Regions from separate parts of the Homo sapiens genome. Here all the other regions are linked to region 1. A link is a loop called in an ENCODE intact Hi-C map of the cell type or tissue named here. Cell type or tissue: OCI-LY7. All regions are shown on one strand.

Region 1 (8,000 bases):
TAGGGGACAGAGAACAGTCAGACTTCCTATTTAAGCTTAAGATGACTTACACTTATTGCTATGAATGTGCACATAAACATTTTGTAAAACACATGTCTTAGGCTCCTGAAATTGACAACAATTCTAGCCAGGTAGTGGTTCCCACTTTGGAAGTAGATGCCCCTAGGTGATGAAGCCTATTATAAGTCATCTCTTGTAAGATGGGCAAGTTCACACACACAACCCTACTGTCTATCTTCCACATTCTATCCTAAATGAGGACAGCTGACTGGATGTTTGATCCCATTACTCAATCTGCTTTTGCTTTGCCCATTACAGTAGCCACTAGCTACACGCAGCTATTTACATTTAATTTTCAATTAATTAATATGAAATACAAATTATTTCCTCAGTCATACCAGCCACATTTCAAGTAGTCAATAGTTATAGTGGCTAGTAGCTATCATATTGGACAGCACAGAGATAGGACACTTCCATCATCACAGGAAGTTCAATTGGATACCGCTGATCTCAGGATCAAGTTTTCATAACTCAGCCTATAACTGATAAAGACTAATCAGAGCTACAATATAGGGGGTGCCCTCCATAGACTAGGAACTGTGCTAGGAACAACGATTAATCTCCAATCCCTCCAATGAGGAGCACAAAATCAAATGCTCACAGGGCTAGGCAGGAAGGTAAGTCAATGAAATGGGATGAGGAGATGCAATGGGATTGGTGGGGATTGTGGCTAAATGTAGAGTATGTGCTTCATCCAAAAGGAAGATGATTTCTGAGTTTTCCCTACCCGTTGCCATTTGAGAATGTGGATCCAGCACTACCAGCTCTTCTGATTATAAAAGACATTAGTAAATCCAGGTTTTCATATAATCTCTCTATCTTCAATTGCCAGCAACTAATACATAATTTCTGAAGGTGCCATGCAACCCAAACATAAATATGGCTGAAGGCTGGATTCAGTTCATGATCTACCACTGTGCAACTTATATAAATCCTCAGAGGGCTCAGAGTCATCTTTTACTGATTATTAATTTCTGCAATCATTGAACTAATACTGTCACTGACTTACCAAACAATAAACATAATCATGGCCAATTCTGCTCCTGATCTTTACGTCTTCTCCCAAAACACACGGAAGTCCCCCAGTTGGCCTTTCTTTGCTATGCAGAAGATTTTCTATACGCAGTTTGAGAGATGAGCTCCTGTTCCTGAAGGATTTTTATTGTCATGCAAGACAGCATAGATAGTGACTTTTTAAGAAAACCATGTTTTGAATGTGAGCAGCATTTTGAAACCAACCTTGCCCAACCTTTAATAATGCACAAGTCCTGCTTTGTGCTTTTCGGAATAGTTCTGCTTATATTTCTCTCCACAACCGAGGCTGCCATTGCTAACATATTTCAGTGAACTTTCATTATTCAGAGCCTTATCATTTTGAGCCAGTTTCCTCTCCTCCCTGACACATTTAGTGACACTGCAATCCAGCGTTTGTTACAGCACAGATGTTTCCGTGGTGATGATCTGTGATGTCATAAGCACAGGAATATGTATCATTGACTTTGCCCACATAAGCCATGCAAAGAATGGGAAGTCCACTTTCATCTCAACTCTATGATGTACTGACTCAACTTCCTCAAAAATTACTCTTTGGGGTCTGGGCTGTTCTGTCTGGACATCAAAGAGCAAATACTCGCACTTGCCTGTTTGTGATTCATTTCTACTACATAATTATTAGTTATATGCAAAGTCCAGTCTACCTATCAAAACCCAGATTAACCTTCCTCAAATACCAGCTTTCAAAACTTAGCCAGCGGGATCAAGTCCACCCTCATGAGTCTGGCCCATTCTCCCTTTCTAGCCTCATTTTCAGCCTCAGCAGCAGTTAAGAGCACCAGCTCTGGATTCAGGGGGCCTCAGCTAGCCCACATTTCAGCTTCACCATTTACCAGCTTGGGCAAATTACTTCACTTTTTGAAATCCTCAGTTTCTACCACTTTAATTGAGGACAATAATTATAAGACAGCCCACCTCATAGGATTGTTGTAAGGTTTGAATGAGTTAATCTATGTGAAGAGTTCAGTACAGAGTGGGCAAAAATTGTGAGATGATGACGAAGAGGAGGAGGAAGAAGAGAAGTTGCTGTAGGAGAAGGAGAAGGAAAATAGGGAAGAAGAAAAGAAAGATGGTAATGACCAGCTTCCCAAATCCACTGTCTCCAAACATCCTTTGCATGTTCCCAGCATATTTTTTTATGAAAGATATACCACTTACTTCCATCACCCAAACAGTTACTTGCCAAAAAGATCCATCTTTTGCATGAAGGTGTCTCTTTCTATCCCAGTCTACAAAACACTAACCCTTTAGTGAACTCTTCCTATCTTTCCCATTTATTATTTACTGCACTTTTCCTTGAACTCATCTTGATATATGCATGTGTTTATAGCTGGGCATGTATATACATAGGCAAATCACCCCAACTAGTCAACGCATCCCTTGCAGACAGGGACCTCATTCATTTACAAACTGGGTAGACAGTACTCTGCACTCAACCCATACCTGACAATTAACTAGCATTGTTAAGTTTTTAAAGGGTTTTACCATACATTATCTTAATTATTCTTTATATCAACCTTGAGCAGTAGGCAAACAGACCATGTTCCTCATTCCACTTTACAAATGACATAGCTGAATCTCAGGGATTCAACTGGACTTGAGACTTTGAGAATCCATGTTGATTGATATAGTCAAATGTTTAAAACACCCAAACTACGCTTCAACTTTGGTGTTTATCTGAAATTTCTGTTCAGTTTGGCTAAAATATTCACTTCAATCATACAAATACAGCCAAAGTCCCATAAAATCTTAAGTTGTGCAATTTCTTATCCCCAAGATAGAGGGTGGATATTTATTAACTTTACAGAATATTACTACTCTATTTCCAAGTAAAGTTATTTTCCCCCTAAGACTCAGACCCACATATGAATTACAGTAAAATCTCTCTCCACCTTCTTCTATTTCCAAGTTCAGAAAATGGCATCCTAATATAATAGCACAGGTGCCAATTTAAATACAGGAACATTGAAAATACTGCCAAACTTCCAGGCTTAGAAGCTTTTCTGTTGTTACATGTTGGGCTGCTAAACACACACTGAGTCTGAACATCTAACACAAACGATAGCAACACTATGAGAAACATTTTTAAAGTATCAGGCAGTTCCTTTTAACTTTCATTTTTAATCTGGACATTGTCCATTCCAATGGTCTTCACTATAGAATGTTGCACGTATCATGAAAATAATAACAATTTACTAACAAATAGACTATTCTAAAATAGTACCTTAATAACACTTTCCCCCAACTCTCTTTTTCTTTTAAACAGCAAAGATTGGATTCCACAGGCCTTTAGCTAACCAAATCAAGGAGAGTTTCTAGGATTCTGCCAAAGTTGAAAGGTAGAGGAATATGAGGTTTGACTTTATAGATTTGTTGCACATAATAGTTACTGGAAAAGCACAGCTGGTTTGATGATTCCGCCAGAAGATTTTGGCAAAGAAAGACCAAAGATATATTTTCTTCCTCTATCAAGAAATGATCCAATACATTGGAACTGGCTGGGATATATCCCCCTCACCCACCAGCCCACGGATAATACACCCAACAGCATTTGCCTCAGGCCCAGCACATAGTAGGTGCTCAGTATCTGTTGGCTTCTCCAGCTATGTTCAAAAGAGAAACAGATAAAAAACAATGAAGAATTAAAGATCTCAATTTGTACCAACTACGTTCATTTTAATTATCATTCTTCTAAATAGTAGCCCAAGTACATTGCTCTCTGTTCATATTCAACATTTGCACTATCTTGAAATTTTTATTACTTTGCCCCAAGGACGATGAAAGAAACTGAAGGGTTGAGAAGAGGCCTCAAATCTGACACTGTCTGTGTCCCTGTTCCCTGGGTCCCCTGCTGCATTTCTCCCCAGAACTGTGGATGAAAAATGTGGGTTTGAACAACTGGTATCCTGCTGATTGCAACTGTCAATTAAATAAGCCAGCAACACAGGAGCATATGTTCGCATATAAAATATTGATTAATTTCACAGATTGGGATAAAAATATATTAGTACTTGGGTTCTGCTTTCATGCTTAGCGTTCAGATATGCACTCAGTCCATTCAGATCTATTTCTGCACCCTGTGGGCTCAAGAGTGTTACTTTTGTGTTTCGCTTTTCTTATCTTTCTCTGGTTGCCCATGTTAGTGCTTCTGTTATAACTGACCAGCAGCATACGTTTAAGCAGGATTTTAATTACTAGGTCATCTCCCAGCCGACTTGCCCACGGCAGGCCGGCAGAAAAGCCACAATCCTGCAATCCATGCTTCAGATTTTCTCTTGTGTCCCTCCAGGTAAATCTCTTTTTTTTGAGGATGCTAAAATCATGCTGATGGCATCATATTCATCTGATAACAATGATGACCACCTAATTTCTATAAAGTATCATTTCTGTCCACTGAGTATTTCAAGTTGCAGGGCTGGCACAGGGAGTTTGAGATGGGGTGCCTGATAGTGTGACGTGATACCAGGACTTTTTATCTTAACCCAGAAAAGCACCTTCCCATATATCACTGCACATGCCAACTAACTTACCCTTGGGATTTAGCATAGATCTGGCTTTTCAATTTGCCTTTGAGTAATGTCGTCAATTTGTTTCAATTGAAGCAAGTATTATATTACATGCTCAAATAGCAGGAGAATTTCTCTCCACGTCTGAAGTCCAATGTGGAGGGGAGGTTAGCACTGACTAAACAATAAGAAAAAACAGTGGTGAGGACCCCTGTGTCAACTACTTGGAGATTCAAAAGCTGCAGATAAAAACCTAACTTTGGCCACGACCAAATCCTTAAAGGATGGCCTCAGTTTCCCAAATGTGTTTAGTAAAACTAATAATACTAGTGCCCTCCCATGGCTGTTAAGAGCATTAAAAGAGATCATACAAAGTGCTCAGCACTGAACTTGATGCAGAGAAAGTACTTAACAACCGCTATCGTAACAGTAAGGCCATGATCACCCAAAACACTGCTCTAAATGCTACCATTTTATGGACACTGAGTTCTGTTAGCTCATGATTAAGAAACTGCAATGGAACCACATCTCAAAGTCAAAGAGTAAACAACCTATGGAAATTTTCCAAGTTTAGTTTCTCAAAAATGGATCTCAGACCTAACCTACCTTCCCTATTTGCCCTCCCTACAGCTTCTAATGTTTTATCCCCACGTGGAATTTTGAATATGTGTTCCCCTCTCCTGTTCATTCTCATTGAAAATTTTAAAAGTTTCCCTGATTCTTCAGACTTGGCTGAGTCCCCCAGTTCTAAGCTCTCTTAGGAGTCTGTATTTGTACCTTATAGCACTTAACCATCATTGCAGTTTAAATCATTCCGTGTGCCATTATTTGTCTAATATCGGCACATAAATACTTACACTCATGTGACAGTCTACGTCATAATGCTAACAACTGTCCCTGCCTTATCACCTCTGTAGCCCTATTGTCTGATATAATTGGCAGTCAGTCAATAAACATGTGTTAGTGTTAAATAGATGAATGATTGAATGAATAAGCAAATGAACTAAAGAGGAATCACTGGTGTTATTAAGATGTTAAGGAACTAAACAGAGTAGCTGAAAAGTTAAGAATTCTTCCAAAAGTTATTAACAATTGCCACTACACCCACAATGGGCTTCTTAGGTTGACAACTGGTGGCTACGTGGAGTCCCATTTCCTGGGTCGACCTAGCCCCCATTTCAGCAGCAGGCACTCTATTCTCTTGGGGGTTAAAATTAGCACCAGTAAGCTCCCCCTTTAGTGGGCTCTAATCATGCAAGGACCCAGGTGGATCTTGCTGACAGATGTTAAGGTTAGAAGGAAGGGTAGCAGCCAGATGAGAAAACAGAGCCACCCCCTTCCGGAGGTACCAGGACTTCCTGCCTTTAGACCCGGTGGTTCCTGCCTGCCTGCCCCTCCCCCATGCATCAGTTTCAACACAGTTGCTGCTCTTTCTGTCATCTGAACTCAAATTCTATCTCAGAAATTGATGGGCGATCCTGCCCTTGACAACACAATGTCAGCCTTGCTCAGTGTCCAGCTGGTTCCGTATGTATTATCATAATGCGCTGCCTGGGTGGACCCTGGCTGATTTTCTCTCCTGATGCAAGTCCTCTTTCCAAACTAATTTCTGCTCTCTGACATGCAGACCCTACTTGTTTAAAAATAAAAAAACAGCAGCTTGGGAGTTTTATTTTTTAAAATCCTGTTAGGATATTTAAGTCTATTCTAACAGTAAACTGAGCCTAAAGGACTTTCTTTTAAAAATGATTTGACTCAAAAAAAGAATGTTTCCCAGGGTCCTACACTGTTTCCTGGTGACTTGAAAGAATTATTACTTCCCCCAACCCTTACAGCCCTCTCTAACAGCATTTCCCAAACTTCAGTCCTGATTTTCCTCTATCCCTGTACCACTTACACTATTATTTACTTAATAGTATTTAGCTGCTATGTTTGTTTAGATCAACTTTTTCTTTAACTTTAGTCTTGCCCTAAGCAATAATAGCTGTGAGATCATGATTTTGAAGTTGGAGTTATTGTTTTGTTTACGCATTAACATAAACACACAACCATTAAAAATGTTTAAATGTTTATCCTCCATTTTCTAAAATTATCTCACCTACTGCATGGGAAATAGTGGTCTGAAAGCTCACTGCAAACTATCAAGCCGCTTGTACACAACACCTTCCCAGCTGAAGAAATCCAGGGAGAAGAATGCAGGGTGAGAGCTACCTAAGGCACAATGGCTATGTATGCCACATTTCTATGGCTTTTCCAGGCCTCCTAGAACCAACTGTTAACCTCCTGCAGAGATGGCCAAGGTGGAGGGAAATTGGATCCTTTCACCTGGGCATTTTGGTAGCCACTTTTCCAAGGCTGCAGGTGTGTAGCCCCTCAAGACATAAAAGAACCTCTCACAGAATTAGCTGGGTTCAAAAAACAAATCATCAGAGCTTGAAGGGCTCTTCCAAGACCCACCTTAATTGATGAGGAAACAGAGGCCCAGAGAAATCAAAGTACATACTCAAAGTCATGTAGTAAGGTAGTGGCAGAGCTTGGTTTTAATTTATTTCTGCACATATAACTGAAAATGGTCAAACAAAAATATTTCAAAATCAACCCCTGGCCACTGCTTCTAAATATCTCATCTTAAGAAGGGTTTATGAACAGCACATCAAAGCTTCCACTTGCCCATAAACATCATTTGAAGCCTCTGAAATTCTCAAGTGAGGGGAGCTCCTGTGACAGATAAGTATAGAGACAGCTTGGTTTGAAACAATCAATTAGGCAAATCAATGCAATTGGAATTATGATGCTTTTGTAACCAAATATAAGACAAAAAAAATTAGGCTTAAAAAAGTTCTGACCAGGCTGGCTCATACCTGTAATGCCAGCACTTTGGGAGACCAAGGGGATGTAATTGCTTAAGCCCGGGCATTGAAGACCAGCCTGAGCAACATAGGAACCCTGTCTCTACAAAATCAAAATAATTAGCCTGATGTGATGGAGTGCACCTGTAGTCCCAGCTACTTGGGAAGCTGAGGTGAGAGGATAGCTTGAGTGCAGGAGTTTGAGGCTAAAGTGAGCTATGATTGCACCACTGCACTTCATAGCCTGGGCAACAGAGCAAGGCCCTGTCTCATTAAAAAAAAAGTTTTTACATAAAGTCCTGTCATTTCTGGCCAAAATATAAGTAGAAAGCAACAATCTTTCCTCCCCAAATCTCCCCTACAACACACAACACACCACACTTTGTGCTTATTAAAATTAGTAAGGTGTGACTCACTCATTTATTAGCTCAACCAACCAAATACTGGAAATTTCCCACAGTTTACAGGTTTGTCAAGAAATTCATATAAGAAACTAGCCTCCCTATATCCAAATCGGTTTCCCATGTTATTT
Region 2 (8,000 bases), 57 kb before region 1:
TGAAGAAGATCCACCTCCCAAAATATGCAATGCCATCTCTTTAGATTTCCTGCTTTTGCTTTGGAAATAAACTCAGAATCTAATAGTCTTCCCCTTGGCCAAGATTCTAAAACCAACAGTGACCATAATCCTGTAAACACAGAAAGAGATTCCTAACTCACTATATTCCTGGCCTTGAAACTTTGGTGTGGAAGGCACCACCAAATCAGGTCACTTGAGTCTAGGATCAACCACGCTACAGTGAAGTCAACACTTGGTAGAAAACTGTGAAAGTGGGCTCTAGTATACCTCCTAGCAATGCCATTAGTTGTGACATAAGTCAATAAGTTCCTATAGAGTTTAGGATTTGGGGAAAACAGGTAATACTTTTGTATTACACGAGGGAGGTGAATATACACTGAATAATAGCAGTGATGAGTTTCTTTTACACGGCAGGAATATTTTCTTGGCTGTTGGATTTAGCATATCAACAAGGGAGGCTGGACATACCTTTTCTCAGAGTTTCATTAGCCTGCTAGAATATTTAGAGGTCTGGGCAAGGTAAACTAACTCTCCCATGTTTGTGCTGAAGTAGAGGTACAGGTCCCACTCTGAGTATTGAATTATCTTTTCTCATGATGACATCAACATTGAAACTACAGAGAGCCTCTTTTGTAGTCAACAGTATGGGACACTGGATTTTTATCTCCCTTTGGACAATGAGATTGTGGTTAGCATAACACTGGTAAATCTAACATTAATGCTCTGTCAAAAATTGTTTTATGAAGGCTAGAAAGAGGTTGGAGAGAAAGGAGGTGCATCCAGGAATAGATACAAAAACATTGAAAGAGAAACTGAAATCAATTCTGTAAACAGCAGAAGTCAAAGCATCGTAGTTGTCATTAAGCACCTACCATTATAATATTCAAACAATAAGATATTTCCTGAAATATCAGATCAATTCTTAAAGGAGAGCTGTTCCCAGTGGGGTTTACTTGTGGTCCTCTGTCCGACATCCATTAGACAGGGTCCCTGTCTTTAGTAGCATGGGTTCAAACAAATGATAAGAGAGGAAATAGATTCCATTCTCTCTGTTTACTTTATTACTATTGATTTATGAATTCCCTCTGATCTATTTCCTAACTGGGCAGATAATATACATTTAGTACCAAAGGTAATTATCCAAAATGAATCTAGTTTGCAACTGGGTGATAAAAAAGAGAGAGGAGACTGATAGATTAAATACTTATCATTAAAAAGTATGGCTGATTGTATTAATATAGATACAAGAGCTTTAATATTCTCACTTTACGGCTAGATATAATTTCCTAGACTAATTGTGAGTTCATGTGGACACTTGGGCATATTTTATTTCTACTCTATATTTTATAGCATCATTTTATAGTGCAAATAATAAAAGCATTATATGAAAAAATTATTTCAAAAGTTTTTTTTAAAAATCTACCACTTGCAAAAAAAAATCATTTAGGGCATTTAAAAAAAAATCTTCATAAAGGGATAGAACATTTAGTTACCACAAATTACTATGGTTTTTAAAGCATCAAAGTTAGAGAAAAGAGCAAAGATTGTATCATTATACGAGTATAAATAAAACAACTTAAATTTCTAGCAATAGTGAATGGATAAATAAATATAGTAAATCCACACTGTGGGAGATGATGCAGCCTATTAACATGTTTATGAAGAAATTTTAATGCGTGGGAAAATGCTTATTAGGCTATGTGAAAAAAACAGGATATAAAACTGTGTGTGTGTAAACACATATACAGTATAACCACAAATACGAAGAAAATGTTCATATATATTTGTTATGTATAGAAAAATATGAAAGAAATATACAAAAATCTTTTTAGTGGTCAACTCTGGGTGATGGCTATTGGATGATTTGAACTCCTTAAATTCTATCCTGTTTTTCTCTAAATTTTCTAAATTAGCACATATTATTTTTATATCTAAGCACGTATTAGAGAGACGGGCGAATGAACAACTTAGAATGAATGGAAGGTAGGACACATGTTGCGTTTGCCCCTGGCTCATAATGACCTGAGGGCCATCACATGCCAGGGACTCCTTTACTGATGCCTCTTTGGAACCTCTCCACTTACAGGCAGAGTAAGCTGTCTGCAGAATCCTACCAGATGTGTCCAAGCGTCATACACTCAGGGATCATCACACTTTTAAAAGACATACGTAGTTATAGAAATACCAAAGTACTGAGGAAAGAGTACAGTGGAACAGTTAAGAGGATGAATTCTGGAGTCAGACGGTCTGGCCAGGTTCCTCCACTTGAGTAACTCTGGCAAATGCTTAATCTATGTCTCAGTCTCCTTACCTGTTGAATCAGGACAGTCAAGTGCCTTCCCTATAGAGATGTTCAGGGATTCAATGGGCTAAATATTTGTAAAACACTTAGAAGACTACGTTATACAATAAGTACTTATCCATTAAATGAATACATCTTTAAAATTCTGATAATATTGATCAGAATCAACTTACAAATAAAGAAATGGACATGGCCAAAATATTTATAAAACATTTGAGCATTTGTAAGTTGCTGAGGCAAGGGTGCAATTTCAGTTGAGCTTAAGTCGAGACTCAGGATTGTAGTGGTTTTAGATGGTTTTTTTATACTGCCAAAGATCTGTCCATCCATACATTTTTATCTAGAATGATGTTGATGATGCTAAGGTTCAAGGGAATAATTACTATGTGCAGTACTATTTGTAGTGTTTTGTTCCCCACTCTATATTTAGATTCTAACAGAAGATGTGAAACTAAATAGATACTCAATAAAAGTTTACTGAATGAAAACACAAATGAATGACTTCACCACAGCTGCATCAAGTTGTCTAAATATGATTATATTTCCACAAAGGAGCCATTGTTAAATGAACTTTCCCTCTATTAAGAACTAGGATTGAAGTATCAAATTTCTTAGAATCTAAAACTTTTTACTATTATAACTTAGAAACAATTAGATGGCAAGATTAAAAGGGGAAAAAGTATTTATTCCAAAAAAAAAAAAAAAAAAGCACAGCTTAGGACTTGAATATCTTCAAGGATCCATTTCTTAGGAAATCTATAAAGATGCAGAAAGCTTTAGAAATGGAGATACCAAGACAGCAATGGCAGCACCAATAAACAGAAATAGACGGTTCATCTCACTAGTTCTGTGGTTTTCTCCTACCCAGTAGAGCGTGACAAGAGAATGTTAAAGTAACTGAAATCAAGAACAATACTGGAAATAAGAACAGTCTACAATGGCAAATTTTTACTGTAATACATTTCGTTACTGAGTGAGGGAGGAAAACAACTGTTTTTAGATACTGTCCATTGTTTTCTATACATTTCAAAGCTCCTCTTCACACATGTAACTTTCAAACTGACAGTGGTAACTTTCAGCATTTTGTGGAGATCTTGGCTCCAATGCAGCAAATAAGAAGTGAAATGTCCCACGGTTGTAAAATCTTGATAAGTTATCCGTGTCACATTTTTCAAATGTGGAACTGCTCACACCACACAGATAATTATAGATGACCAGATTGTAACTGTTTTATTGCTTCTTTTTCCCCATAAATTTTAATTTTGGAAAGTTAAGTGAAAAATGTGGTTTCAATTTCCTACAAATTGCACACAATTTGGTTTTAACAAGAAAATAGAAAGAAAGGGTATGTTCTTTAAAGTGAATTATGAACTAGAGTTTGTTTTCGCTCGCTCAACACCGCAAAAATAATAAAGCACAAAATTTAGAAAAGATGCCTTACAAAATGGAAATCATGAACTATAGTAAGAAAGCAGAAAGTAATTTTTTTTTATCTAAACATGATTTAAGCAATCTAACAGGATAATATAATTGAGCTAGTCTTTCTCCCTCTGGTGAAGCAAGCTAGAAGGAAAGGATACCGGAGTAGAAGCCGACAATCTTAATACATGTATAACAGGAAATCTGTTAATAAGAAAAGGCTTTGTGTATCTCCATCTTACTCTCTCCACAACTGTCAGCAACAACAAAAGAACTATTAAAAGCAATCAATTTTGAAACCATTTAAACATATACCTAGAAACACAACAAAACACAAGAATTTATAAAGGAACTTTTAGTGGAAAGAAATTCTAGCCCTCTGATGGGTTCTGGCTATAATCTTAGAGTTAGACCAACATGCTTTCTTGATTCAAGGTAGTGGTCTGCTACAACTAGCATAACTAAAGGCAGGAACCCCATGAAGTGTCTCGACCACACCAAAACCACCAGCTGGAAAGCAAATAAGGAAATCAATCAACCAGATATTTTTTCTCCTTTCTGCCAAAAACTTTGAGTGAATGCACTTTTCTTCATTAAATTGACCACTGCTTTCACCTTTTTAGCAATGTAGACTGTTAGGCAAAATAAATTATTCATTATTCAGGCAAAAACTATTTCATCAAAGTTGTTGATCTTCATTGACCAAATTCTCCATGGCCTATGTTACTAAATAGCACCACCATAGCTTTCTCAAATTTCTACTTCCAAAAATGTTTACTTTCAGACAGATTGTGACGACCACAAAACTTACCTGCATGAGTATTCTATAAACAAAGTTGTTGTAGACCAAATGTTAACATGAGTCCCTGGTAAAATGTTGTAGCCCTAGATTTTTTTTTTCTGGCTAAAATATAGTATTTGCTAATTTTTTTTCTAACTAGGGTTTAAAGTTGCAAGTCTAGAGTGCTTCTGACTGTTAGAACATGAGGCTGGCTTATGAAGGTCCAGTTATAAGCTGGGACTTGGCAAACTTGAAGTATTACCCATTGACTAATACTTCTATTAGTCAAAACTGTAAACTTCTGGTCAACTACATATTTTACATATTACTGCATGAAGCTCTAGCAGAAGTTCACCATCCTAAATAGCCTTTAAAGGCTTCACAATTAACAAGAGATGATTTACTCTCTTGAAATATAAAAGCTGACTTTTCCCACCCAAAAGCCAATAAATCTTTGGTGTTGGTGAAAGGCCATTCTCTACCTGTAGCAATCAAGTTATGCAACCCTCAGGCAATGACTTTTCATTGAACTCAGACCTGACTGACCACAGCATTCACAAACATCTCAGTCCCCAGTGCTCAACTGACAGTGCAGCCTGATCGCCACGATGTTGCAATAGAAGGAAAGAATTTCCTAGCAAAATGCTCCAAAGCTTCAATAACATAAGAATCCACACAAGGCCATCTTGAGAAGGAAGCAAGTGATATGGTTTACTCTTAAATCCAGGCTGGAGTATTCTTCATTCATTCATTTATTTATTCTGTCAATAACTTTTCCAAAAGAGCCTCCTCAACCTATGCCACTCACCAGCCTTGATTCCAAATCTATGATATCAGATTGGATTTTTTTCTAGTTAGAAAAAGTATTAGCAAATACTACATTTTGACCAGATCAAAAACACCATCCTGACCTGACAAAGACCCCCAAATATTTGACTCATTGTAATAAGCACCTTATTTTGCTCTAAACAAAAGTATTTAGATGACAATGGATGAATATTGGAAACTCTACTCAATTCAATGCAAACAATTTTAATTGCAAGGAATTTTTCTTACTTAAAATTGAATTCAGTTGAGTGCTCAGGCTTTTCCATAGCATGATAAAGAAAATGAAAACACCCTAAGTAACCTCAAATCTCTCATGAGAGGTCGGGGAGATAAGGTATTAAGAGGACAGAGTGGGACAATGACAACAATGAGTTTGGGACATCATTTGTATAAGGTCCTGGACTATTGTAGAACATATTATGGCTGAGAAGTAAAATTAAAAGGGGGATAGATGATGATGGTGTAGAGTTTTTCTTATAATTTCTTATAAACTAATGTTTATTGTTTTGTTTTTTTTTCACATATAAAGACTGCCCATTGCCCAATTTTAAGAAGATGGAGCTCAGTAATTAGGAAAAAAGTAGAAAACACACATTTAAAGTAATCTTTCCTACCCTGAGCCCCCTGGCCATATCCCCTCCCCACTTCTCTAGTTCCCTGGACTCCCAGGTTAGGCTGTCTTCTCCCTAGCCATTTACCCAGATTTCTACCAGAGCATTTTGTCACTTTGATTTGCATCATATGCCAGCACAGCCTGCCTCCTGTTCATCCTTGCTCTGCACCTGTCTCCTATTTTATCTTAGTGCTTTGTACCACACTTTGCACATAGTTGACATTCAATAAAAGGCAGAGAATGAAATTCAAGAGACGAATAGACTTCTACTTTAGGAAGTTCATTTTATTTTCAAGCTCCTAAATCTTTATTGGGATTAACTAGCTGAAGGCCTAAAAGTGGAAAGAAATACAGGGATTGGGAAGGCATTTTGAGATATTTGATGGACTTGGAACTCCCACAGAATTTTAAAAAAGAAAACAAAGGCTGAGGCCTGCAAGGGCCTTGGTACAATGCCCTTGGAGGGAGAGGGGCTTCATGGAAAATGGTTGCCATGATAGGATTTGGGGAGAACCTCTATGTTTGAGGGAGTTTGGGTCAGGACCTATCCGTGGAAGCAAAAACTAGTGCCCAAATATTCAAAACATAGTTTGGTGAAAGATCACCTATGATTCTGAACGAAATAGTGTAGATAAAGACATCTGGAAGTTTTCCTATTGAAAAAAAGAAAGTGTGAAATCAGATACTTTTGTTTTTAAGGCTCTCTTTCTTAAATTTCCTAACTTGGCCAAAATGTCAATGGTACTTTAGCAGCTTAAAGAGCTCAGCAGCAAACCTTACTAAGTTCTGTAGTTGGCCCTGGCTGCTAACTTGCTGAATGTGTTGGGCTGTTGAGGTGAGTTCTACTGGAGTCTTGGTTGAGCCCCCCAGATTCCAGGCTCTCATTCTGGCAGGCTGTTTCCCTCTGGCCAAATCTCAACCACAGATCAACTTTCCCAGCCTCTGGAGATGAAGCGTTTTGGCTGCCTTCTGACCAAGTGTGAGAATTTTTTTTTTTTCTGTTTATGAGATAGACTATAGCGTGTTTCCCAGGGTAATCAGTCATCTTGACCTGTGATCACAGGAAAAGGCAGACAAAACTGGGAGAGTCTAGATCAATGGATTTGTTTTGTAAAATCACTGAACTCTGTTGGGACAAATTTGATTTTTTCTTTTGCCCCCTTTATTTTTTTAAATTGAGTAACTTACTCATTCTTCAAAAATTACTTAGAATATTTTACTTGAATCCATTCCTGATTAAAAATAACCTCTTGAAGTATAAACGTAATGGTTTTTGAATTCCTTTTTTATTCCTTCATCAATCCACTTATCTGACAACCATTACAGGACTTTAACTCTCTGCCAGTCATTGTGCTTGTGGTGCCTAACATGCAAACTCTATCCTTGCAGCTGCCTTTTTTTTTAATTCCCCAGTAAACATTTAATAAAGAAATAGATGAATGAATGAAAGAATGAACAAATGAATTAACTAAATAATGAAGAGGGCAAATTCAAACTGGAGAGACAAGCAGAACAGTGTGAAATTCATGCATGTGCCACGGTTTGTGTGTGCCTATGGATTTAGGACATTCTACCACAGATTTAAAATGTGGACACGTGGGCACTAATTCCTGTAGCCTTGAAGTTGAGGCACTGGACATAAAAGACAAAGTTAGTGGAGCCTTTCTGTAAAATAACATGACTTCTCACCCTCATGCTGAAAAAAAAAAAAAAAAGAAAAAGAAAGTGGGCTCATTCCAAATACCCCATCACCCTTCACAGGCTGAGCCAGGAGCTTGCCTCCTTGTGGCTAAATTGGAACAATGCTTTGCTCAGTTTGGACCCAGATGTCAGTGTGGTGGTACAGATGGCAAGACCACACATCTGCTTACAAAATTTGAGAGGAGAAAAGGGCTTCAGTGGCATCCAGGGCTTCAAAAGGCATGCTACATGCATACATCCTAAAGGGAAGGCGGGCTCTCTGCTGGGTAACCCATAGTGATCAGTACAATACCACCCTGTTTCCCTTGTAGGCTTACCCCTGCACTCTCCTTCCT
Region 3 (8,000 bases), 65 kb after region 1:
TCAGTGGAAAGAATTTTACAAAACATACTTCACAACCTAATTCTGTTGCCAAAACAGACACTAATAAGTAGTCAGGAGAGATGCAGTCATCCCAACCCCATGATGGTCTTAAGCTTCCCTCTGCCTTTAGACTGGACTTTCCTATCTACCCAAGTAGAAAACTTTTGGTCTTTTCTTTTCTTTTTTTTTTTTTGAGATGGAGCCTCATTGTGTCACCCAGGCTGGAGCCCAGCGGCATGATCTCAGCTCACTGCAACCTCTGCCTCCTGGGTTCCATCGATTCTCTTGTCTCAGACTCCCAAGTAGCTGGAACTACAGGTATGCACCACTATGCCCAGCTAATTTGTGTATTTTTAGTAGAGACAGGGTTTTATCATGTTGTCCAGGCTGGTCTCGAACTCCTGACCCCGCGAACTGATCCACCAGCCTTGGCATCCTGAAGGGCTGGGATTACAGGCGTGAGCCACTGCACCCGGCCCTGTTTTTGGTCTTTTCTGATTTTGGTGATAGAATGGAAGGAAATGAGAATGCAAGACATTCATATCTGAATTTTAATTTTAAAACCTGCTTAGCACACAATTCACTCTTGTCAAGTGAACTGTCGAAAGCTCCTAAGAACTACATAATTTATTCCTGGGCCACCACCCAGTGTACAAACATAGGCATTTACTCTGTGGGATACACTGGTAGATGAAACAATGATCTTATTTCATCTTCAATCATGCTTCACTTTTCTTTTCTGTGTGTACATTTTTGGAGGAACTATTAGTTAATCAGAGCCCTGCTACATACCATTAATTCAGTTCAATACAATGGGTATGTGCTAAGCTGTTACAATATGCCAGGCACTGTCCCTGGGTGTAGACCAGAAATCTCCCAGAGCACATTCCCTTTGAATAACAAAACAAGCTAATATTTTGGCTTTATCAAAAGCCATACCTTTGTCCAGGGCTCTTCAGTCAAGAATGACACTAATTTTTTTTTTTTTTTTTTTTTTTTTTTTTACTGCTAATCAACATTACAAGATCCACAATGGCTTAAAACAACCTGAAAACCTTCATTCATTAATGATAGTCAATTTCTCCCTCAACTCTGACTTACTATAGTGGAAATGGGACTCCTGTGCCATTAGAAATGATTTTCATCAATACAAGTGAACCTTCAATTAGAAAAGCCGACTGACCAGAACCCTAGTTAGTGGGGATTTTACTGTCTAAAGACAAAGATAAGTGAATTGCCCAAAAGTGCACGTCTTTACCCCCACTAGCATCTTAGATTCTACATCCTCTTTTTATGCATCACTCAACCCTTCCATTCCCTTTGACTCTATAGAATACACAGCTCTCTAGAGTGATTCGCCACATTTTGGCATTGCCACAGTGTTCCCTGAACTTCAATCACTCATAACAGCACCTTCAGAGTTTTTGCCATTTTTACCTATAATAATATTCACTTAATATTTTATGTATACTGACTCATTTCCTTTTATCCCTAATAAACTTATTTTTGAATGACACTTTCCATTCCTACTATGAATGAAAACCCATACTACTTATCTGAGATAAAAGAAAGCAACATAATTAAAAGTGAATGTAAACAAAATTTTAAAAATTTACTAAATTTTGGCTAGATACTGTTGCCTACCACAGGGTACTCATTGAAAACCAAGATGAAGCAAATGTGAGGGAGGTGTTAAAGACAGATTCCCACCAAACAAGGACTTTGGCCTCATCAGGAAAACTAAAAGAAATTTTAAATAAGATGATTTCCTTATCACCTAATTCAGTGCTATTTAAAGACACCTACAGGTACCACTTAAAAGCATCCAGCAGTATGTAGGTATACAGTGAGAAGTACCACCACCAGCAGTATGCAGATCAACAGTGAGAAGCTGCGAGTTGGCTAATATAGGTATGGGAAAGCTCACATCACACACATAAGGGAACACAACCTGTATGATGGAAAGAAGGCTAGAGAGAAAATATTGATCAGCCTAAAGAGAGGAGATGGAGGATTGTTTGTTAGTGATTTGTATAGAGTTGGAAGTTCCTAGGCCAGAGGAAAATTCATGAGTTTCCACTGGTAGAGGAGAAAACTAGAATATATCAGCAGATTATGAGCTGCCATGAATTTTTCTGTTTTTCCTCTTTAAACATGGATACTGATAATGAAATACCAGAAAAGTACACTCTGTGGTGAATCTGGCTTTTGATATTTATTAACATTAAATGGACTTTTGCAACTAAATAACACCAAAAAAAGAGAGAGGAGATACAACTATAGTATGTTCCTATAGCATGTTCCTACCCTCAAATAAATATCAAGAATATAATCTATGTGGAAGAAAGATCAAGTTGGCAGAAAAGGGAAAGGAGAATTAGGAAAGCAAAATAAATAGGTGCAGAGAAACTGTCACACAAGTGAATTGAGACTCAGTATTTAATTAGGGACAGCAAGCTTGCAAGGCTCTTGGTAAATGTCTACCGAAACCAACCACGTGTTGGTTAACACTGAGACATACAAACTGATCAATAGTACAAAACAAAAGGGCTCAGGTATGCATGTAAAGTCATACATCATTTCAATAAATTACGCTGTGTGTAGACAGGTTTTTTTTAGAACGATCATTCTGAGATCAAGAGCTAAATCATCTCAGCCACATCTTGATTTCTGCAAGACTCGGCAGGAATTATGAGGCTTAACAGCATTCTGACAATTAGCATATTATAAATACAAAAATGATATATTAAAGGGAGAGGAGGAAAAAAAAGGCCAGTGTTTTACACCTACAGTAATATAATTCCACTACTTAATGCAAAGTAACAGGCCTCAGAGTGTTTGGGATCCTCTTGTATGGTGTTATCTTCTCTATCAGTAAATGAGACTATGTGAACAGTACAACCTATAAATAATTCAAGGCCTGAGATGGCAATTATAGAACCATGCACAACTAGCATGAATATTTTATGAAGGCTAAAACAGCTCTCAGAATGAATCATGGAGAGATGAACACACACAAGCACACACACACACATACACACACACACACACACACACACACACACACCAGGCAGTTTTGGCCAAATTGTATTTCCAAGACAAGGCCTCTCTTTGATCTCTAGAACACCTTTATTTTATGGAAACAGTGATGATAGTTACATATTTTTCTTTTCTTGAATTTATTTCCTAAAATCCAAACAGAGGAATGAAGGTATGAATTTGTCAATAGGGTAGAGGAGCTTGAAACCGAGGAAGAAGGACAAACAATTTTTAACCTGAACTTCTGCAGATAATTCCAAGTGATTTTTTTAACCTTTCCAAATGGACTCTACAAAAAGTACCAAGTTCCAATGTATCAAAATTGAAACTGAAACCAGTGTCACTTCATGACTCAAGCAAGAGCACTTCCTATCCGAAAACTTCCCTCATATACATAAGCTTTTATTTCTAATTAGTCCTTGAGGAATACCTGTAATCCCTGCTTTCACTACATTCATAAGACAAAACAAATATTACTGAGCCATAAGCCTGAGCAAACAAGCTACTATATTTAAAAGTAGCAGCCCAGATGTCATACTCTATTAGGAAATGAGCAATGCCTAAGTTCTGAGCTGTTTCTGTAACCAAAGGATGTGCACAGCTGAAAAAAATGAAATTATATGAATTCACGTCTTGATTTCCCTGTGCAATGTACTTGTGCTATTTGAATAAGAGTTAATATTCATTTGAATTTTACAGAGATTAGCATTCATCATTTTTACCTGCCTCCTATTTACATATACCCAGATGATATCCATGTGGTTACACAAAACACCATTGTTTTCCTAAAGTCAATTTTAGCATAATTCACTTTCTTAATTACAACCTAAAACTGTAAAGACTTTTCCCAGTCCCTCCACAGAAGAATCTTAAATTTATGACCCTTTTGGTATGAATATGTGTGCTTTTCACTTCATTACAACAACAAGAATGGAACTTTAGGACTCTAGGATCTTAGCACAGGAAGGAACCTTAGATATCTTCTGATCCAACTGCTTCATTTTGTGGATGCGAAAAGTTTAGAGGCCAAAAAACTGTTCCATGGCATATTCGGTATCACATGACTAGTTGAAACACTACGGCCAATAATATAAAATATAATAATATTAGCAGGAACAAAAATCAGTAACAACCTCAAGTATTTACAGTGAGCTTGCAATAAAGCAGGCACTGTACTTTGCAGGCACTGTCTCCTTTAGCCTCCCAATACCTCTAATAGGTAGTATTATTATTGTCTCCATTTAAGGATACGAAAACTGAGGCTTAGAGAGATTCATGTATCTCTACCCTCAATCCCACGACCCCTTTTCCCTCTAGTGTACTCTTCAGGAAGTTACATCAGAATTCTCTATTTGAGTCTTGGCTAGAAGAAACTTTCATTACATGGACCAGTTATTACTGGAGACTTCCTAGATGGGAGACACACTGATGTTTTCGGTCTCACTGAGCCTGCTGCTTTGTGAGACCTCCGAGGGCATAGAGAGAAAAGGAAGCTCCTACAACCTGTACTGCAAGAACTTCAGGAAAAACAACATCTTTCCATAAAAAGTTTCACGTTGCCCTATTATTCAGTTTAAGAAGTTCAGAGCCACTGTTCCATGGGCCTGCCTTTTGTGTTCAATTTGGAGGCATGAAAATACCTTTAGAATTTGTAAATCTCAAGGCAACCGAGTGAAACGCCACCTACCGCAGCAGCTGGAGGGCAGGCCAGTGTTATGCTTTGATAGCCCCCTTTCGATTGTATTAATACAAAGGAAATTAAAAAATAGCATGATTCTCTCCCTTTCTTCTGCTCATGCCCAGCTTTGGATTTTCATAATAGGAGGGTAACATTTAGAGGTCTTTTTTACATTCGTGCACTAACCTGGTACAAATAGAAGTAAGCTGTTTGCTGTTTTCTTTTAGGTGCTCCAAAATATGCATGACTTTAGACCACAAAGTCAGAGAAATACCCTGTTTTATTGTAAAAGTGTAAAGAACTGAGCAAGTGAACTGGCTTTTGGCATGTATTTTCTTGAAGCCTCTATCTCCACCAACTCCTTTTCCTACTGCACCCAGATTCACTTCAGTTTTCCCACAGTTCCAAGCCCACAGTTCCAAGCCCAACTCTGAGAAGGTGCTGAGAAGAGGAAATCCAGTAACTGAATAACAGCCACTCTCTGGACTCTTGCCCCTATTCTTTTTGTATCCTCTAGGGAGCTACAGTGTCACTTACTAGGTGCATGCCCCTGAATGGGTTAATCTTTTCTTTTCCTTATTTCGACAGCCATGTTTACCTTTTGAAAAGGCGAGCAGAGGCACAGTATGGCACTGGAGTGCTAACTGCTAACACATGGGCTATGCTACATCTCGGCAAAAATTTCTCTCATACTTGTACCAGCGTCCCAGCCAAGATCAACACCATGAGTTTGATTTTCTTCATCATGAATTGACAGCTTATTTATCTCCATGGAAGAACTTTCTAAGCCCTTTAGGCACCCAGGCAACTTAGAAGGCATTCAGCTGACTGTTCAAAAATATTATTGCTTCATCAAAAATAGAGACTAAATTATTTCATTCCTGTTAGGCTGTTCTCTTTCTAGAGAGACATTTTAGTGACCCTGAGTTATGATAATAGTTTATAACCAAATACTACAAACGCACACACACACACACACTTTCCAATTGGTATTATATTTTGAAAACCTTTTTAGACCTAATGTTATGCTGACAGTACTAAGTTTTGTGAGGATGCACAATTTCCATGGCTTCCTTTTCCAATAATGGTTGGGAAGCCTCATTAGAATAATTAGGAACGAAGTCATTTCCGGTCGCCATATATTGCTCTGGAAATAATAGCTTCCAGTGCCTGCAAAACCAGCAAGGAATAGAATGCATATGCCAACTCCTGAGTCACAATGGAAAATAACATAACTCCATGTTGCTGTATGGAACCTAAACCAACTGCAACTCTGTCAGGTGCTCACGTCCAAAGAAAACTTGTCACTGCTCACGGGAGAAGTTTAAATCAATTTGCAAGCAGAAGACAACCCAGAAAACACTAACTAATTGATTATGCAAATGCAGAATCCAAAAAGTATTTTCCCTAGTAATAAATCACCTATGACTTTGCAACGAACAGCAATGAGAATATTGACCTGCTTTGGAGTGAGGACAGATCTGTATATATAACTATCAGCAGGAAAAAAATGTATATGAGCATGAGAAAGTGGCATGGGAAGAGAGAGAGGAAAGAGAAAGCTTTACTGGTTAGATTGGAGGGACTTGTGACCACAGAGCCTCCCAAATCAAAGCTAGTGCCCATTTCTCTAAAAGTATCTCTTCAATTAAGGCACTGGTTTCTGGTGTTATGACTTCCACATAACAGTAACAAGAGGAAATATTTACTGAATCCTTATTGTGGGCCAGGTGCCCTGCTAAATGCTATGTCTCATTTAATCTCATTATCTCATTTAACCCCCACAACAACACTATGATGTGGGTATATACTAGTACTGCCTTCATTTTTCAACAAGGAAACTGACACTCAGACGAGTAATTTGAGCAATTTCCCCAAGATCACACATTTCTACTTCTAGCCAGCCTTTTTTTTTTTTTTCCTGAGACAGAGTCTTGCTCTGTCACCCAGGCTGGAGTGCAGTGGAATGATCTCAGCTCACTGCAACCTCCGCCTCCCGGGTTCAAGTGAGTCTCTTTCCTCAGCCTCCTGAGTAGCTGGGATTACAGGGATGTGCCACGGTGCTCAGCTAATTTTTTTATTTTTAGTAGAGATGGAGTTTCACCATGTTGGCCAGGGTGGTTTCAAACTCCCGACCTCAAGTGTTCCGCCTGCCTTAGCCTCCCAAAGTGCTTGCTGGGAGTACAGCTGTGAGCCACTATGCCTGGCCTAGCCAGCCTAAATTTGTTTACACAGTCCTAAAGCCCAATAAACAGAAAAAAAGAATAGATTCTCTTCATTCCAAATTTGCAACCAAAACTCCCAGGATTTTTTTTCTCCTTTGGTCTAGTCTACATCCCTATTATTCACTCTGCTGATTCCTGCCATCCACTCTGCCTTATTATCATCCTCTATGCCCCATCTGTTTTCTGAATGTTTTGTTTGTAAACGTCTGGCATAGGATGGTTGGTTCAGTACAGTATGTAACTGGGCACATATATGTGATCAATGATCACAATGGTGAACATAGAAACTGGAGGCATCTTATATGTCTTCAATGTGGCAACATATGATTCTACCATACACAGTGTTTGCAAGCACATACGCTCAAGGAAGAGAGTACATGCGTCAAGATGGGTTTGGCAAAGAGGCTGTCCTGAGAAAGAGGAAAGTTCAAGTGGAAACACTCTTGGGTGTTTCTACCTGAAAGATAATGAATGTGAGAAAAGAAAGGCACAGAGCAAATATTACAGAACCTCACAGGAAGAAGTTATATAGAAAAGAGCATTGTGTGGAAGGCAATGCTGAGAAGAATAAAATCATGTTGAAAAGTTGTAGGCATTGATAGACATTTGGGATGGTTCCAAGTCTTTGCTATTGTGAATAGTGCCGCAATAAACATATGTGTGCATGTCAGCACACCAACATGGCACATGTATACATATGTAAGAAATCTGCACATTGTGCACATGTACCCTAGAACTTAAAGTATAATAATAATAATAAAAAGAAAAGTTGTAGGCAATTTGAGTTTATTAGAGGAGAAAAGAAACGGACAGGAGGGCACCCCAGCCCTGGAGTAGCCCCGATTTTGAATCTGTGTAGTGAATATTAATCGCTCCTATGGTTGAAATACTTGAGAGCAGAGATTGGGCCACACGCCTTTCTGTGTCTGTCTCTCTCTCTCCCGAACCAGGCTTTCTGGAACATCAGGGCAGGAAGGGTGTTTAGAGATCGCCTGGTACAATCACCTCATTTTACACACACAGAGATGGAAGTGCAGATGGGTTAAAGGACTAGCCCC

Evidence for each region. Peaks named below come from ENCODE experiments on the same cell type or tissue, not always from the same donor. Only the 100,000 strongest peaks of a DNase experiment are listed, where the experiment ranks them.
Region 2: a loop joins it to region 1, with 4 times the contacts of the local background. A loop is called at or near these places in 2 of 110 quality-filtered maps.
Region 3: it touches region 1 in a loop (4-fold over the local background); 8 of 110 quality-filtered maps call a loop at or near these places.

Annotation. Positions count from the first base shown.
Region 1 is chr5:158,806,606-158,814,605 of GRCh38, forward strand. The region is part of intron 8 of EBF1 (EBF transcription factor 1); the gene reads right to left. Among named protein-coding and RNA genes, the nearest start is that of EBF1, 290 kb to the right of the region's middle. In OCI-LY7, a CTCF peak has its summit at 4,955; a DNase peak (open chromatin) is centred at 5,916; H3K4me3 peaks cover 2,324 bases; H3K27ac peaks cover 3,574 bases.
Region 2 is chr5:158,749,315-158,757,314 of GRCh38, forward strand. All of the region lies in intron 10 of EBF1 (EBF transcription factor 1), which reads right to left. Among named protein-coding and RNA genes, the nearest start is that of LINC02227, 340 kb to the left of the region's middle. RefSeq lists a silencer at 3,133-3,252. In OCI-LY7, a CTCF peak has its summit at 7,741 (motif pointing left); DNase peaks (open chromatin) are centred at 3,187, 3,937, 4,227, 7,837 and 1 weaker place; H3K4me3 peaks cover 3,473 bases; H3K27ac peaks cover 5,268 bases.
Region 3 is chr5:158,872,022-158,880,021 of GRCh38, forward strand. The region is part of intron 6 of EBF1 (EBF transcription factor 1); the gene reads right to left. Among named protein-coding and RNA genes, the nearest start is that of EBF1, 220 kb to the right of the region's middle. In OCI-LY7, a CTCF peak has its summit at 4,732; DNase peaks (open chromatin) are centred at 3,390, 4,730, 5,270, 6,427 and 1 weaker place; H3K4me3 peaks cover 3,602 bases; H3K27ac peaks cover 4,897 bases.